Regions from separate parts of the Mus musculus genome. Here regions 1 and 3 are each linked to region 2. A link is a loop called in an ENCODE intact Hi-C map of the cell type or tissue named here. Cell type or tissue: left cerebral cortex. All regions are shown on one strand. Links, peaks and the distances in the headings refer to the core of each region. The heading gives the core; the rest is flanking DNA.

What was found. A loop is a pair of places that touch in the nucleus more often than their neighbours do. Peaks named below come from ENCODE experiments on the same cell type or tissue, not always from the same donor. Only the 100,000 strongest peaks of a DNase experiment are listed, where the experiment ranks them.
Region 1: it touches region 2 in a loop (2.3-fold over the local background); 6 of 42 quality-filtered maps call a loop at or near these places.
Region 3: it touches region 2 in a loop (2.4-fold over the local background); 5 of 42 quality-filtered maps call a loop at or near these places.

The regions. Positions count from the first base shown.
Region 1 is chr17:22,732,450-22,738,428 of GRCm38, reverse strand. It overlaps the pseudogene Gm5224. Among named protein-coding and RNA genes, the nearest start is that of Gm5493, 4.5 kb to the left of the region's middle. In left cerebral cortex, for the core only: no CTCF peak of the experiment used is centred there; DNase peaks (open chromatin) are centred at 1,872 and 3,494.
Region 2 is chr17:22,813,258-22,819,236 of GRCm38, reverse strand. It overlaps the pseudogene Gm16386. Among named protein-coding and RNA genes, the nearest start is that of Zfp945, 51 kb to the left of the region's middle. In left cerebral cortex, for the core only: no CTCF peak of the experiment used is centred there; DNase peaks (open chromatin) are centred at 1,450 and 2,588; H3K4me3 peaks cover 1,455 bases; H3K27ac peaks cover 803 bases.
Region 3 is chr17:23,197,177-23,203,155 of GRCm38, reverse strand. No RefSeq gene overlaps it. Among named protein-coding and RNA genes, the nearest start is that of Zfp40, 6.9 kb to the right of the region's middle. In left cerebral cortex, for the core only: a CTCF peak has its summit at 3,100 (motif pointing right); a DNase peak (open chromatin) is centred at 3,077.

The DNA of each region.
Region 1 (5,979 bases), core at 1,028-5,027, 81 kb after region 2:
TTTCGACAGATCCTATTTCATTTCAATTGTTTTTAGATAATTGCACTGAGACTAATATCATAATATTCCCTTTGTATGTAGTAGAATACTCTCTATGTGAGAATTAATACCCAGAGCCAAAGATAATTTAATTTGCTTTTGTATGTGAGGGATGCTGTCCCATTCACATCACTGGCCATATCTTCTTACCAATGTTAAATGTTTTCCTCGTTATCATTTTAATATATTGTTTAGTCAAAACACAAGATGCTTCTTAGTTTTTTTTCTGCTCTTAGAGTTTTGGAGCGTTTTGTAGTTCCTTTAAGTTTTCTTACGATTAATTTCTCCATTTCCTAAAATAATGCCAGCAGGATTTTAATAAGATTTGTTTAATGTCTCTGCTAGTATTAAACTCTGACTATATTACCTTCCCTTTGATCTCTGCTGTCGTCTGTCTTCCTGTCAGCTCTCAATGTTTTGCACTGCTGTAGTTTTAATATATTTTTAAATCACCCTTCAGTTTGATCCTTCTGTCATAATTTTTAAAATTCTTTTTGGTTTCTCATTTTATGAATTTTCAGAGGAATTTCTCTGTATTTCAAAATGTCAGTATGATTTTGGTATTTCAAATATTAAAAACATTCTTTTATATTTCTTCACATGTTTGAGTGAGAACATGCTAGCAGTAACTCAGTATTCATGTCTTTTATGTCTCTTCTTTTATTTATGTCAGCATTCCAGGGTCTTAGGGAAGACATTTTTTAAACTGTAATCTTTATTAGGTGTGAAGACTTTTATGTTGTTGTTACTGTTGATTTTTGAGCCACATTGTCTAGGTTGTCCTGGCCGTTCTGGAACTCTTTCTAAATAAGGCTCCCCTTTAACTGAGAGAGATCCACTGCCCCAGCATCTCTAGTGCTGGGATAAAAGGCTTGTACCACCTGGCCTTGACGACTTGTTGTGACATGCCCACACTGGTGAATGCTGCTTGAAGTCTGAGAAGATTGTGCATCTTCTGCTGTTGTATGGATGATTTTCTGGAGGTGTGCTACTCATTACTAGTGCTCTGTGCCGCTCATGGTCATCTTTCTCAATGGTGGACATTGAACTTTATCTGCTTCGACTTCCGTCTGCTTCCTATAGGTCTGTCAATGAGTGCTTCATGTATTTTGAAACTTTTGTTCAAATGTTGATATTCTTTGTTTTGCTTCTCTTCTTACCTGCTATAATTGTGGCCAACCCTCTTGACAGCAAATCCTTAAAAACTTCCTTGAGTCTTAGCAATTGTGTGTGTGTGTGTGTATATATACATACATATATATATATATATATATATATATATATATATATATATATATATATATATATATATGTATATATGTACAACATGGTTGGGACATTGAAGAAACTATACAGTGATGTTCCACTTGGTCCCCTTCCTACATGGACTTCTGATTAAGGATGACAACATGAGAAAATGGAGCAAAACCACGAAAATTATGTACAATTACAAATGAGAGTCAAGGAGTTTGGGGAACAGGGAGACCAGGAGTCCTGCTCTCTCCACTCCTTCCTCACCAGCCTATTTCTACCCAGTCTGCATGATGGCTGAGACCTGGGCAGTGGCCAGTCAGGAGAAGAGCATATCTACATGTCTTCCCCCTAATGCACATACAAACTCAGCAGACACCCTAAGAGCACACTGCAATCTGTAAAGTGGAGAAAGACTGCACCATCTTGCTCTTTTGAGCCGTTCTCACTCTGGCCCTCTCTGCCCATGACGAGCAGGTGGCATTCAGTAAGATCCAGGCCGAACTAGTGATGACACAGCAAGACAGGCTACTGCCTCCCTTCCTGCACCTTCTTTCCAGCCTCCACCAGTGAATCATCTGCTAAGGAGCAGCTGTTCCAGCTGGCAGTAGCTCTAAGCTCTGGGAACCAGCTCCCTTCATCCCTCTTCCTCCATGTCTAACATACAACCAGTGTCTGATTACACTTCACACAAGATGCCACATCAGTGGGCCTGTCTCCTCAGGCCCATCCGTTCTGCCAGAACAGGTTTGTAGCAGCTAGGGTCAACAGCAGACCCAGGAAAGTGGGCAGAGTCAAGACACAGCCAGGGCCAGCCTTTTCAGGTCTGTTCTCTTTCTCTCTCAAAAAGGCTATGATACCTATGAGACTGTTGTTGGAAGCTGTGGCCCTTAAATCTCAAACTCTCTCTCATCCCATATAGTACTTCTGGCTTTACAAAGCTGAGGCTCAGCCACGGGCCTGCCTCAATTTTGGTTTTATGATGACCAGAAGGGTATGGCAGGTGTAGGACTTTAGAGTCAGAGTTAGCCTACACGAGTTTCTGTCTATTTACAGATGAGGAACAGGATCAATCCAGAGAGGCTACAGACCTGGCCAAGCTCGCAAATCAGTGCTGTTGAGCATGACAAGAACTACAGCCCAAGTATTTCAAAAAGCAACATGCTGGAAGAGAAAAGATACCATTTTCTTTAGCTAATGTCTGATAAACTTTACACTCCTTTAGAAGCACGGCAACTGTTGGAGGAACACAGCAGAGGGGTTAAGTAGGTCATATAGTTTTAAGCAAGCAAATCCCCTCTCCTTTGAAGGTACCCTAAACACCCATGATGGGAACACAAAGAACAGAGGCCTAAGGGACAAGACACTTAGAAGCACAGAGAGCATCTCCTTCACTCTGCCTTTCCCAGCATGTCAATTCAGCTTTGGGACACTGAACCTGTGACACTGCTCTACGACAGCCTGTCTAAGGACTTGCACCTCCAGCAGGAGAACTTGTATCTTCCACATTTCTCACCACAGGAAAAGCTGTAGCACTCTGCACTCCTAGTCTTTCCTATTCTTGGGTCTCTACTGGTCCATCATGAGAGTGTACAAGTTTCAATTTACCCAAAGAAATGAACTCAGAGCCCTTCTTCAACCTAAGCCCCAGCAGAATGTCTCCCCTAGATGGCAAGCTGAGCTCTGACTAGGTGCTCATTCCCTGCCTACAATATATAACAGTCCAGTGGGTGAGGAAGGGGAAGAGAGGGGCCCAGGTTACCCCGCAAGCTTGCTGGTAACAAGTGAGGACTTTCTCTGGGGCAAGTCCTGTGGGTTGGGGCTGTGGTCACCAGTCACCAGGTTTTTATCTGCTCCTGCACTCGGCAGCTGCTTGTTCTTCATCTTGGCTTTGGCCATGTTGTAGTCTCCTGAGTCAAAGTACTTTGGAGAAAAACATGCAGTAGACCCTCTATAGACTTCATCCATGGTGCCACAGTATAAGGGTGTCCCATACCTCTCTCTGGAGTCTCTTCATGAGGAAGTTGGAGCCTCCAGGCTTTTGTCCTAGGCTTGAATATTTGGCCGTTAGCTTTGCCTCCTCAGCTTTCTCAGGGAGAATCCCTTCTTTCTCTTGTGTATCTTGCTTCTCCTCCCCGGTCTCCTCCGCAGGGTTTTCTTCTTGTTTCTGGGACATGGCAGAACCGGGACTGTGTAATGCAGGGCCTGGGAGATCAGCCAGAAAAGGGAAGGGGGAGGGGAAACGGGGACAACCTTAGCTGCTGCTCTGGCTCCTGTCACTATGGTTGCTCAGTCAAAATGGCCAGATCTTAGCAATTTGTATTCTTTTTTTTATTTCTTATTTTTATATAGTTGGTGGCTTTGTAATGAGCCATAGTGACAGCCTCAGAGACATTGGTGGCTGTGGAGACGTGAAACATTTTGTCAGGTTGTTTTTAAATTAATTATTTTATTTATATTTCAAATGTTGTCCCCCTTCCCAATCTCTCCTCTATGAACCGCCCACCCCAGCTTCCTTCCTCTTTGCCTCTTAGAGAGTGCTCACCCACCCACTGCTGTCTCACCCCCTTCTCTGGGCATCAAGCCTCCACAGAACCAAAATCCTCCCTTCCCCTCCCCCCACTAATGTCACATAAGATAGTCCTCTGCTACATATGTAGAAGGAGCCATTTATACTTTTTAGTTGGTGGTTTAGTCCCTGGGAGTTCCTTGGGGTTCTGATTAGTTAATGCTGTTGTTCCTCCTAATAGGTTGCAGTCTCCTTCAGCACCTTCTTTCCTTCCCCTAACTCTTCTATTGGGGTCCTCAGGCTCAATCCACTGGCTGGCTATAAGTATCTGCATCTGTCTTAGTCAGGTATGGGCAGAGCCTCTCAGAGCACATTCATACCAGGCTCCTGTCTGCAAGCATACCTTGGCATCAGCAGTAGTGTCTGCATACAGGTTTGGTGTCTGCAGATGGAATGGTTCCCAAGGTGGGACAGTCTCTGGATGGCCTTTCCTTCAGCCTCTGCGCTCTATCTATCTATATCTATATCTATATCTATATCTATATCTATATCTATATCTATATCTATATCTATATCTATATCTATATCTATATCTATATCTATATCTATATCTATATCTATCTATCTATCTATCTATCTATCTATCTATCTATCTATCTATCTATCTATATAATCTCCCTGTGTTTCCTTTAGACAGGATCAACTCTGGGTTAAAAATTTTGAGATGGATGGGTAACCCCATCCCTCAACTGGGGGCCATGTCTATCTAATGGAGGTGGTCTCTTCACTTTGTATCTCCTCACTGTTAGGCATTTCAGCTACTGTCTTCCCCATTGGCTCTTGGAAGGCTCTCACATCCCAAGAGAAAGTACCAGGTCTCTTCCCCACCCACCACTGCTACATATTTCTATTGATTCTCCTGACCCTCTGGATTTCTCTCATATCTATTCCCATACCTGATCCTTTCCCCACCCACCATTTTTTTTCCTCTCTCCCCCTCCCAGTCAGGTCCCTCCCTATCTCTGACTCTTGTGATTATGTTGTTCCCCCTTCTAAGTGGGATTGAAGAATCCACGCTTTGGTCTTCCTTTTTGTTAAGCTTTATATGGTCTGTGAGTTGTATCATGGATATTATGAGTTTTGGGGCGAATATCCACTTATCAGTGATTGTATACCATATATGTCCTTTTGGGTCTGGGTTACCTCACTCAGGATGATATTTTCTAGTTCCATCCATTTGCCTGCAAAATTTTATTAGCTGAGTAGTATCCCATTGTGTAAATGTACCACATTTTCTGTTGAGGAACATCTGGGTTGTTTCTAGCTTGTGGCTATTATAAATAAGGCTGGTATGAACATAGTGGAGCATATGTCCTTGTGATATAGTGGAGCATCTTTTGGATATATGCCCAGGAGTGGTATAGCTGAGTCTTCAGGTATAACTATTTCCACTTTTCTGAGGAGCCACCAGATTGATTTTGAAAGTGGTTGTACCTGCTTGCAATCCTACCAGCAATGGAGGTGTGTTCCTCTTTCCCCAAATCCTTGCCAACATGTACTGTTGTTTGAGTTTAAGATCTTAGCCATTCTGTTTAGTGTAAGGTCATTTTGATTTGCATTTCCCTGATGATTAAGGATGTTGAACATTTCTTTAAGTGCTTCTCAGACATTTTGTTGAGAATCCTGTTTAGCTCTGTACCCCATTTTATTAATTGGCTTTAGTTTTTTGGGAGTCTAACTTCTTGAGTTCTTTATATATGAAGCATTATGTCATCCTTTTAATAGCAGGGTAATACTCTTTTGTGTAAATGTACCATATTTTCTTTCTTTATTCTTCTTTTGAAGATTATGCAGGTTGATTCCAGTCTCTGGCTATATGGATAAAGATACAGTGAACATGGTCCTTGGGTAGGTTGGTGTGTCCTTTGGGTATATGCCCTAGAGTGGTATGGATGGATCTTGAAGTAGTTTGGTTACCATCAATTTGAGGAACTGCCACAATGATTTCCTTAGTTTTTGTAGAAGATCTCACTCCCTCCAACAACGGAGGAGTGTTTCTATTGCTCCATATCCTCTCCAGCATGAGCTTTTATTGTATTACTAATCTTTGCCTATTTTGACAAGTACAAAATCGGTTCTCAAAGTGATTTTGATTTTCCTGAAGGGTGTTGAACATTTTT
Region 2 (5,979 bases), core at 1,025-5,024:
ATGGACTAAGAGTCTTAGAATAATGGCCACGTTGGCTGGCTAATTGGAGTTAAAAGCAGCCCAGATAAAACATGGGAAAATATAACAAGATTAATATCTGTGAAATAGACTTAATAATATCATAGAGAATAGATAACTTCCCAGCTCTGGTGCTGATAATGCTTATTATAAAGATTATGAGTTCTTTTATCCAGGAAGTTTATCCAGAAAGTGAATAATCAAAGGCTGGGTAGAAACTAAGGTTGGGATTAAATATTTTGCACAACACTATGCAAGCAACTGAAAGACTTTCATGATAAAACCCCCAGTCTTTGAAGAAATAAATTGAAGAAGATATTTAAACTTGAAGGGATCTTCCGTGCTCATGAATCAGGAGGATTAACACAGTAAAAATGTCCATCCTACCCAAAGAAATTTATACATTCAACACATTCTTTATCCAAATTCCAGCCTGTATGTTATAGGCAAGAGGGATAAAGTGATGTGCCAGGCACAAATGCCCTTTCCCTTGAAAATTCATGCAGCTCTATGCCCATTTTCTTTACCATCCTGATCCTGACTGTGAATCCCCTGTGCGTAGAACTTTATATGTTGTAAACTCATGGCATAATCTTATTTTTCTGGCTATCAAAATTTCTGTGCTATCATTGTATTTTCTCTTACATGAATTGGGACTTATGCTGGTGCTCTCTTCCATATTATGATTGATAGACTATTTACACAAAAATATTCTTGAAAAACTATTATCTATTCTATCTAACATTATCTATTCTCTTTGCTATGGTGGCCAGGACAATGCTGCTGAGTTTGACTTTATCCATGCTTTCCCCACTGCCCTGTTCTACTCGTTGCACTTTCTATAGTCACCTTTGTCCCGGAGCTCCACATCTCCCCTCTCATCATTCTCTGTCCCAAATCTTTTAATCCACATTTACTTATGATTAGTCCTTCTCATACTTCATGTATATTTTGAGTCAGGTTTTCGGAGGGAGCCAGGCTTTTTTAAATTTATTTTTAGTATTTTGTGTTGGGAATGGAAGAAAGGAAAACGGAATTTAGGGTGTTGGTTATATTTTGCTGTGCGGTTTTTAGCCCAGGAAGCTTGTATTTCAAGCTAAAAAGTGAGGCTGCCTATCTATTATCTGAGAGGTTTAGAACTATCAGATATTAGGGTGCAGCATCCTTCCAGGACAACCTGACAGCTGAAGCAGCGTGGCTGGAAGCCTGAGACGAAGTGGAAGGAACCAGAATCCCCGAGGCAGGGGTAGGGGAGTCCGGGTGGGGGGGGGGGGTGTTACTGGAACGACCGGGAAAGTGACAGCGAAAAGAAAGAATCTGGGTGGACTCTACAAAAACAATTAAGTGCTGATAGTCTTCAAAGGAGTTACGTCACCGGAACCCGGGTATGGTGGGCGGGTCTAAGAGAGCTGCTCCAAAGACTGACAAAGATTTCCTGCCAGGAGTGACAGGAAAATCCTCAATTCACTTCCTACGTGAATGCATTACGCGGTAACCGTAACCGTGGGCTGGTTTCCCAGAGAGAACCCGTGTCCTAGATCTCTCTGGACCCCGGGAAACTCTCCTCAGACCGGGTTTCCTAGCTGTGGGCCTGGGAGAGTCGGCAGTGAGCAGCCCAGCGGTGGGCACCGCAGCCCGGCGTCCCTGGAACTTCCCAGGTCAGAGGAGCTGCGGGGCAGGAGCGGAGAGGGGTGTGTGCAGCTGCTTAAGGAAGCAGCTCTCAGTGATTCTATTGTGGATATCTTACAGTTGTGGGGCAGTTTGAGATCTTATGAACTGCAGTTTATAGTGTTCTTTTTATTTATCTTACACTTACCGGAATAATCAGTCATAAAGTAACACGTTAAAAATCTGGTAATTTAGATCTGCTGTTTGTTTTCGTGTCAGTTATAAAGCTCCAAGACAATAAATTCATTCATGCTTTCTTACTCCTTTCTTTTACTAACTGGTTATTCAAGAGAATGCCTTTGGCTCCTGTTAACAGGTATCCACATAGATAACTTTGTGTACAATAATTATATGAGGAAATAGTGCAGTTTTTATTGAACCAGAAAATTTACTTCAGTGAGCAAAACTGTTATTGCTGTAAACATTAACATTCATAGGCAGAATTTTTTTTAGTGGCCATGATTTTTTTCATCTGGGTTGTATGCAGTTTAGATGTAAGTAAAGCCTTTAGAAATGCATCTTCATATGGTGAGTTTTTAATGTTATACCTTAGTTCCAGGCAAGCCCAGTATTGCTATGTGAGTATATCAGACCACACCATTTAAGTAGAAAACCCTCTATAGATTAAAATAAAGTGTTAGAAAGCATCTTTTGAATAATTATGATATTTCACCTTTATAGGAAATTTGTCTCCTTGGTTGAAGAAAAGCATTCTGCCCTAACATATGTGGCCAAACAATTGTTTGGGTTTTTTGTTTGTTTGTTTGGTTGGTTGGTTTTTTAATTTCATGGTTTGTTAACATTTAGTGCTGTGACTGTACACTTCTCGTAGGAGGAGTGGGAATGCCTAGACCCTGCTGACAGGGCTTTTTGCAGAGATCTCCCTTTGGACAAGTGCAGCAGTCTGGTTTCTGTGGGTGACAATGGTTTTCTTGCAGTCTCCCCAGCTCCTCCCCAGGATTCCTGATAGAATGACTCTGCTTGTGTCTGAGCTGTGTGTGAGTGAGCCTCACATCTTACAGAGTACATTCAAATCCTTACAGGAAAGGAGACATTTTTAGTTGTGATATTTTCTCTTTCCTTTATATTTATCTTTGGAAGTGTCATGTATTTTCCTTCTATGAAAAGTTCTGGGTGCTTTTTGAAGAATCTCTTTCCCATACACAGGTGTCCCACTCCTCAGCCAGTTCTGCTCACCTGTGAGTCTGAACCAAGAGCCCTGGATGGTGAAGAGAAGAAGCTGTAGCAAAGGATCCAGGTATGGTAGAGGAATTAAGGAAGGAATGTTGAGGGGCTCAATTCACAGTAGAAAGAAAGAGGACATGAAATTGGTTTGGCCAGATTCTATTTCATTCCAAATGTTTCTAGATAATTGTACGAGAATAATGTCAGAATGTTCCCTTGATAGGTATTAGAAGACTCTCTTTGTGAGAATTAATACACAGAGGCAAATGTAATTTAATTTGGTTTTGTATGTGAGGGATGCTGTCTACCTCCCACTCACATCCACTGATCACATCTTCTTACCAATATTAAATATTTTCATTATTATATTTTTAATATACTGTTTTGTCAGAACAATTGATGCCTCCTAGTTTTTCCTGCTCTTAGACTTTTAGAGCAGTTTGCATTTCCTTTGTGTTCTCTATCAGTCGTGCTTAATTTCTCCATTTCCTAATATAATGCTCACAGAATGTTGATATTTGTTTGCTTAATATCTCTGCATAGTATTAAACTCTGTCTATATTACCTTCCCATTGATATCTACTCTTAGTCTTCCTATCCTCAATGCTTTGCACTGCTATAGTTTTAATATCTTTTGAAGTCACCCTTCCATTTGACGCTTTTGTCCTAGTTTTTAAAATTCTTTTTGGTTTCTCAATGTTTCAAAATGTTAGTATGATTTTGGTATTTTGAATCTTAAAAACATTCTGTAATATTTCTTCACATGTTTGAATGAGAACATGCTTGCAGTGACTCAATATTCATGTCTTTTATGTGCTCTTCTGTCTTGTATTAATGTCAGAATTCCAGGTTCTTAGAGAAGACATTTTTTAAACTGTAATCTTTACTAGGCTTGAAGACTTTTACATTGTTGTTACTACTGATTTTTTAGACATATTGTTTAGGTAGTCTTGGCAGTTCTGAAACTCTTTGTAGATAAGGCTTCTCTTGAACATAGAGATCTGCTGCCCTAGTCTGTTGAGTGCTGCTGGAATAGAAGGCTTGCATCACCAACCCAAGGTGACGTTTTTCATGGCCACATTGGAGAGTAGTGTATGACATTTGAGAATATTGTGCTTCTTCTGCTGTTATATGCCTGGTTTTCTGTTGGCATCTTACTCATTACTGCCTCTTTGTGCTATTCATGGTCGCCTTTCTCAAAGGTGGACTTTGTTTATTTAGTTATTTTCTTTCTTTTATTCTATTTTCCCTTTTTTTAATTAGATATTTTATTTGTTTAGATTTCAAATGTTATCCCCTTTCCCTGTTTCCCCTCTGCAAACCCTGTATTCTATCCCCCTTACCCTGCTTCTATGAGGGTGCTCCCATACCCACATACCCACCCACTCCTGCCTCACCATCCTAACATGCCTGTACATTGGGGCATCCAGCCTTCACAGGACCAAGGGACTCCCCTCCCATTGATGCTAAACAAGGCCCTTTCAGCTCCTTCAGTCCTTCCCCTAACTCCTGGGGTCCCTGCACACAGTCTAATAGTTGGCTGCAAGCATCCACATCTGTATTGGTCAGGATCTGGCAGAGCCTGTCAGGAGACAGCTGTATTAGGCTCCTGTCAGCAAGCACTTCTTGGCATCTGCAGGTGGAATGGATCCCCAGGTGGGTCAGTCTCTGGATGGCTTTTCTTTCCGTCTCTGTTCCACTCTTTGTCCCTTTATTTCCTTTAGACAGGAGTAATTCTGGGTGAAAATTTTGCAGGTGGGTAGGTGGCCCCATCCCTCAACCGAGGTGGGAGGGCATGACTAACCACTGGATATGGTCTCTACAGGTCAGCTAATATCATCCCCATGGGGTCCTGGGAAGTCCTTGCTGTCCTGGCTTTTGAGACTTTTTGGTGCTACTCCTAGTTCCCCATCCCCCATTGCTACATACCTCTGTTCAATTTCCTCTACACTGGGGCACCCAGCCATCACAGGTCCAAGGGCCTCCCTCCCATTGATGCTAAATAAGGCCCTTTCAGCTCCTTCAGACCTTCCCCTAACTCCTGGGGTCCCTGTGCACAGTCTAATGGTTGGCTGCAAGCATCCACATCTGTATTGGTCAGGATCTGGCAGAGCCTGTCTGTACATCTCTTCCATCTCCTCCCATACCTGATTCTTCCCCTCTTTTCCCCTCCCCCTTCTCTTTTCCTCCCAAGTCCCTCCAACCTTCTACTTCCCTTGATCATATTGTTCCCCCTTCTAAGTAGAACTGAAATATCCATTCTTTGGTCTTCCTTCCTCTTGAGCTTCATGTGGTCCATGTCTAGTGGGTATTCCATGCTCTTTGCCTAATTTACACTTATTAGTGAGTACATACCATGTGTGTTTTTTGTGACTGAGTTACCTCACTCAAGGTGATATTTTCTAGATCCATCCATTTGCCTGCGAATTTCATGAAGTCATTGTTTTTTAATAGCTAAGTAGTACTCCATTGTGTAAATGTACCACATTTTCTGTATCCATCCCTCTGGTGAGGGGCATGTGGGCTGTTTCATGCTTCTGGCTATTATAAATATGGCTGCTATGAACACAGTGGAGCATGTGCCCTTATTACATGTTGGAGAATCTTCTGGATATATGCCCAAGAGTGGTATAGCTGGGTCCTCAGGTAATAATACTGTGTCCAATTTTCTGAGGAACTGCCAGACTGATTTCCACAGTGGTTGTACCAGCTTGCAATCCCACGAGCAATGGAGGAGTGTTCCTCTTTCTCCACATCCTTGCCAGCATCTGCTGTCACCTGAGGTTTTGATCTTAGCCATTCTGACTGGTGTGAGGTGGAATCTCAGGGTTGTTTTGATTTGCATTTCCATGATGACTAAGGATGATGAACATTTCCTTAGGTGCTTCTATTAAGGAATAGTGACTGTTGCTTCCTGTTATTTTTGTTGTTAGAGGTGGAACTATGTGTGGCTATCTTCTTTTGGGTTTGTTAAAAGAAGATTACTTTCTTGCTTTTTCTAGTGCCAAGATTCCCTCCTTATGTTGGAATTTTCCATCTATTATCCTTTATAGGGCTGGATTTGTGAAAAGATACTGTGTAAATTTTTTTCTTTTGTCATGGAATCTA
Region 3 (5,979 bases), core at 1,028-5,027, 380 kb before region 2:
CAGAAAATGTGGTACATCTACACAATGGAGTACTACTCAGCTATTAAAAAGAATGAATTTATGAAATTCCTAGCCAAATGGATGGTCCTGGAGGGCATCATCCTGAGTGAGGTAACACATTCACAAAGGAACTCACACAATATGTACTCACTGATAAGTGGATATTAGCCCCAAACCTAGGATACCCAAGATATAAAATACAATTTGCTAAACACATGAAACTCAAGAAGAATGAAGACTGAAGTGTGGACACTATGCCCCTCCTTAGAATTGGGAACAAAACACCCATGGAAGGAGCTACAGAGACAAAGTTTGGAGCTGAGATGAAAGGATGGACCATGTAGAGACTGCCATATCCAGGGATCCACCCCATAATCAGCATCCAAACGCTGACACCATTGCATACACTAGCAAGATTTTATCGAAAGGACCCAGATGTAGCTGTCTCTTGTGAGACTATGCCAGGGCCTAGCAAACACAGAAGTGGATGCTCACAGTCAGCTAATGGATGGATCACAGGGCTCCCAATGGAGGAGCTAGAGAAAGTACCCAAGGAGCTAAAGGGATCTGCAACCCTATAGGTGGAACAACAGTATGAACTAACCAGTACCCCGGAGCTCTTGTCTCTAGCTGCATATGTATCAAAAGATGGCCTAGTCGGCCATCACTGGAAAGAGAGGCCCATTGGACACACAAACTTTATATGCCCCAGTACAGGGGAGCGCCAGGGCCAAAAAGGGGGAGTGGGTGGGTAGGGGAGTGGGGGTGGGTGGGTATGGGGGACTTTTGGTATAGCATTGGAAATGTAAATGAGCTAAATACCTAATAAAAATTGAAAAAAAAGATATTAAAAGGGGGGAGATGTTGGAGCTATTAAGACAACTCTATTGTCTTGATCTTCGAATTGGGCCTCTCCCCCTGAGAAGAAAAGCGGGGGGGTCAAAAGCGGGCCACCGAACCACCATTCTGAGAACAACCACAGAAAGTTCCAGCTCTAAGTCAGCACCAGATGTCCTGACCACAAGATGTACCCTGATACCACCAAGTTTCTGCTTCCCCATGTAGTTGCCAAAAGAAAAATTTCCAGTGCCCCATCCCTCCTGCTGAGAAGTACTTCCTCCTTTGCTTGTGCATTTAAGCCTTGAGCCTTGCTGAATACAGAGAGTCCTTGATGCTACTCAGACTGCTTCCGTGTTGTTCTTGCACTTGGTTTCCATCTCTCCCTCCCCCCATGTGGTTCTTAGGAGAAGGTCCCCTTGAGTCCCTTGAATAACTGGACCTGCTGGACGGGTCATTACTCCAGTTCCATGGGATTCAAATCCTTTTCTAGCTTCTGTAGGCACTGCACTTACAAGTTGCATAAGCACATATGCCGGCAAAACATTCCTTGTAAAAATTATTTTCTGGGAGCATTCTCTCTCTCTCTGTCTCTTCCTCCCTCCTTCTCTCCCTCCTTCCCTCCCTCAACCTCTCTCTCTCTCTCTCTCTCTCTCTCTCTCTCTCTCTCTCTCTGTGTGTGTGTGTGTGTGTGTGTGTGTGCATCTCCTGTAACTGGTTCACCAAGATCTTTTTAGCTTCTTTATTCTTGCAGGAATTCATTTAAATTATATTTTAAAGCATATTAAATTATCAAATCTGGGGAAATAGGGAGATGACTGAATTGATAAATTCCCTGCTGTCAAAACATGAGAACTGGAGTTTTGGAGTTGTGATCTGAAGAAACCACAAATTCACACACACACAAAAAAAATCACTTTGTAATCTCAGAATTTCTCTGAGGCAGAACAGAGCTTCCTGAAGCAAGCTAGCCAGCTAGACTAGCTGAATTGATGACCTTAGGCTTAATTGAGTCTATGCCTTACTAAAGCAGAGAATGATTGATAAAGCATCTTAATTAATTTCAAGGCTTTCACATTCATATATAGGCATGTGTACTGTCGCGTCCGCTCTCGACCAGCAAGAACGACACGACCACCAGTCCTTCTAACAGCAGTTTATTCAGTCCTGATTCTTCTTGTTTATATCTCCCCCGAACCCTGGGCCTCTCACTCCTTTTATACTCTCATCCACGCACAGCAGGCCACGCCTCCTCACCAGGCACGCAGCTTCAGCTAATCAGGGCAGCAGGGGCATATCTCCATCAAACTGGATTCACCGGTATCCTGGTGCACCTGCGCAGCTCTCAAGATGTTTGTGGCTTATATGAGGAAGTCAGGTGCAAGTCATACGACTTAGCTACAGTCCCTGGGACTGCCGCCACACCCGCTCCTAACAGTGTACACTCAAATGAACACACATATACCTTCCCACACATGTGAAAATGCATGCAAATAAACATAGGCACTACGTACACAGGTAACAAAATTGCTTTTAGTCATTTCCATTTTCCTATTTATATTTGTGTATGTGTGTGTGTTCATATGCACATGTGGTATGCATGTGTGCACACGTGTTTTTGTATATGTGTGGAACTGTGCACACACACTCCAGAGACCAGTTCAGTGGTGCTGGTGTACATGATCCTTGTACCTAGGAACAACCATGAGAAATTGAGAAATGGGAGTTGGCAAAGCACTCAGTAGATCAAAAATCAGTGAGAGTGACACAGGGATGCATTGGTGTGCATCACATCAATCTCCTCAGTCATCATTTCTGCAGCTTAGCACCTGTGCAGTTCCTTCCTGTTCTCAAATGGCAATGTTCATATTTCTTCACCTTGACTTCTGGAAAACAATAATTAAATCTAAATTGCTTTTATTTCATTCTTTCTCTGAACATGTCCTGTTTCCACAAATCAAAGGCCTTGTTTGAAAAGATTAGATTGTTTTTGGCAAGATAGCCATTTTTACTATATTGGTCCTGCCAATCCATGAGCATGGGACATCTTTCCATCTTCTGAGATCTTCTTTAAATTCTTTCTTCAGAGATTTGAAGTTCTTATCATACAGATACCCAAGATATAAGATACAATTTGCTTACCCTGATTTTCCCCCAAGTCTAAACAGGATGCAAGACAGTCAGACTGGCTCTACCAACTGAGATTGGTGTGCAAATGCAGCAGGCAAAGGCAGGATAGTCCAAAAGTGAACTGCAATTTCCCGAGCTGAACAGCAGAGGGAGACAGAGGTAAAAGCTCTGGATCAGGAAACAAGATAATTTTCAGATACTTGAATTTATGAAATTCCTAGGCAAATGGATGTACTTGAAGGGCATCATCTTGACTGAGGTAACCCAATCACAAAAGAACTCACACAATATGTACTCACTGATAAGTGGATATTAGCCCAGAAACTTAGAATACCCAACATATAAGATACAATTTGCTAAACGCATGAAACTCAAGAAGTACGAAGACCAAAGTGTGGACACTTTGCCCCTTCTTAGAATTGGGAACAAAACACCCATGGAAGGAGTTACAGAGACAAAGTTTGGAGCTGAGACAAAAGGCTGGACCAACTAGAGACTGCCATATCCGGGGATCCATCCCATAATCAGCTTCCAAACGCTAACACCATTGCATACACTAGCAAGATTTTGCTGAAAGGACCCAGATATATATCTGTCTCTTGTGAGACTATGCCCAGGCCTAGCAAACACAGAAGTAGATGCTCACAGTCAGCTAATGGATGGATCACAGGGCTCCCAATGGAGGAGCTAGAGAAAGTACCCAAGGAGCTAAAGGGATCTGCAACCCTAGAGGTGGAACAACATTATGAACTAACCAGTACTCCCCCCCCCCCCCAGAGCTCATGTCTCTAGCTGCATGTGTAGCAGAAGATGGCCTAGTCAGCCATCAGTGGAAAGAGAGGCCCATTGGTCTTGCAAACTTTATATGCCTCAGTACAGGGAAATGCCAGGGCCAAGAAGTGGGAGTGGGTGGGCGGAGGAGTGGGTGGGGAGCATGTGGGGGACTTTTGGGATAGCATTGGAAATGTAAATGACATAAATACCTAATTAAAAAAAGAAAAGATTAGATTGTCACTAAAGGGTTTCATTAAGGCATTTTATGCATGTCATACTTTGTTCTTATTCACCCTGCTATGACAGTGAATGAATGCCCCATTCCCAAGACAACTGCTTGTTCCTTCCCCACACTCCTGTCCTTTCTACTTTCACGTATTCTGTTACCAACTCTCTTTCCTCCTCACCTCTAAAGCTCTCTCTGTCCTCTTCCTAGACTCACTTCTTACTGCCCCCTACAATTCTCCATATGTGAAAAAAGCAGGCAAAATTCTTTTTGAACCTAGCTTATTTCACTTTGCTCCATGATCTCCAGTTCGGTACGTGTTCCTTCTAGAGTCATGATTTTATTCCTGTTCGTGAATTTATAGTCTATTATGTATTTGTATTAATTCTTTTTTGTTGTTGTTCAAAATTTTATAGGTATGCAGTTACTAATCTGTCAAGACTGATGCCTAGGATGTATGAAGAACTTTTAAAATTAGCATTAAGAAAATAAGGAGACCCATGAAAAATTGGGCTGTGGAACTAAATAAAAAATTTTCAAAATAATAAAGACTTGTGCTTACCATCACTAGGCATCATTTTATCCATTGTATCATGCTGATTTTCATACAAACATGTTGTTTCAAACATCCTACATGCTTTGCCTACATTTTCTACTCTCGTTATAAATGGCTTTATCTATCTCTGGAGAATCCTATGATATGAAAAAAATTCCTGTAATATTTCTCTATCTGCATATGATCCATTAACATAATGACAATTTCCTTAAATTTTTTTCTTGCTAGGCTCTCTTCTGGGTCATTTTATGATTGCCTTTATTTGGAAAGGGGGAAATATTATTGTACTGTTTGTATTTTAATGCACATAGAGCATGCTATGACAATATGGAAGCTGTTTCATTTGGGGCATTGCTATGTTTCAGAAAGTAGGGGATTTTTTGACAAATTTCTTAGGTTCTATGGAACCATTAGTAATTGTTGGGGGGAGTATTGAGGAAATTTCTTTTCTCGTTTATGTCACCGTGGATATATTACCTTATCCTTAGCTAGAGAGAGACTAAGCTAGCTAGTCTCTAAGAAACTAAATATTATTTCTAAGTAGATATTGGGACAACACCAATGTCTGCCATCTTAAACGGTAGCTCCTAATACAACAAAATTAGAAATCTGAGGCTTGGGTTGGTGAGATGGCTCAATGAGTAAAGTAGCACCTGCTACTAAGCCTGATGTCTTGACTTCCATTTCCCCACACTCAAACAGTAGAAAGGGTCCACCAACTCTCAGATTTGACCTCTGATCTCCACACATGTACCATGTGCCTATACATATACGTAAGCATATACCAATAAAGTAAATATAAAGTTTATATATACATATATGTGTATATATATATATGTATATATATATATACACACACATATATGTGTGTGTATAAGCATATATAAAGGGTATATTTATGTATGTAAAGTATATATAATATATATGAAGTATGCATATATACAAGTATATACTTATGCATAGTAAATGTTATATAAAGTATATATTTATATTACATTATGTTTATTTATATGTATATACATGTATATAAAGTATATATTTTTGTAAATATATATTTGTATATATATTTATAAGTCTACATAGCTCACATATGATATTTATTTATATAGAAGCCTTCAGTTTTATTTTAAAAATATAACAAATCTCTGGCCAATTAGTTACACATTTGTTTTAAAAAAATCATGAGGTAATGAAGATTGACTGGCATGCCTTTAAAAGATATGTTTGAGTGTTTCTGTGGATGGACTTTAAGTGCTTTAGGGTGATTTGGGATGTGTAGGAACCATTGTTTTTGCAGCTGCCTTTTTTTTCCCTTGCAGCCAGAGTTAACTAAGCAAAATGTTAATTCTGAGCACCTTGCCTGTAGTATAGTAAGATTCTTACTGTCAGCCGGGCGTGGTGGCGCACGCCTTTAATCCCAGCACCCGGGAGGCAGAGGCAGGCAGATTCTGAGTTG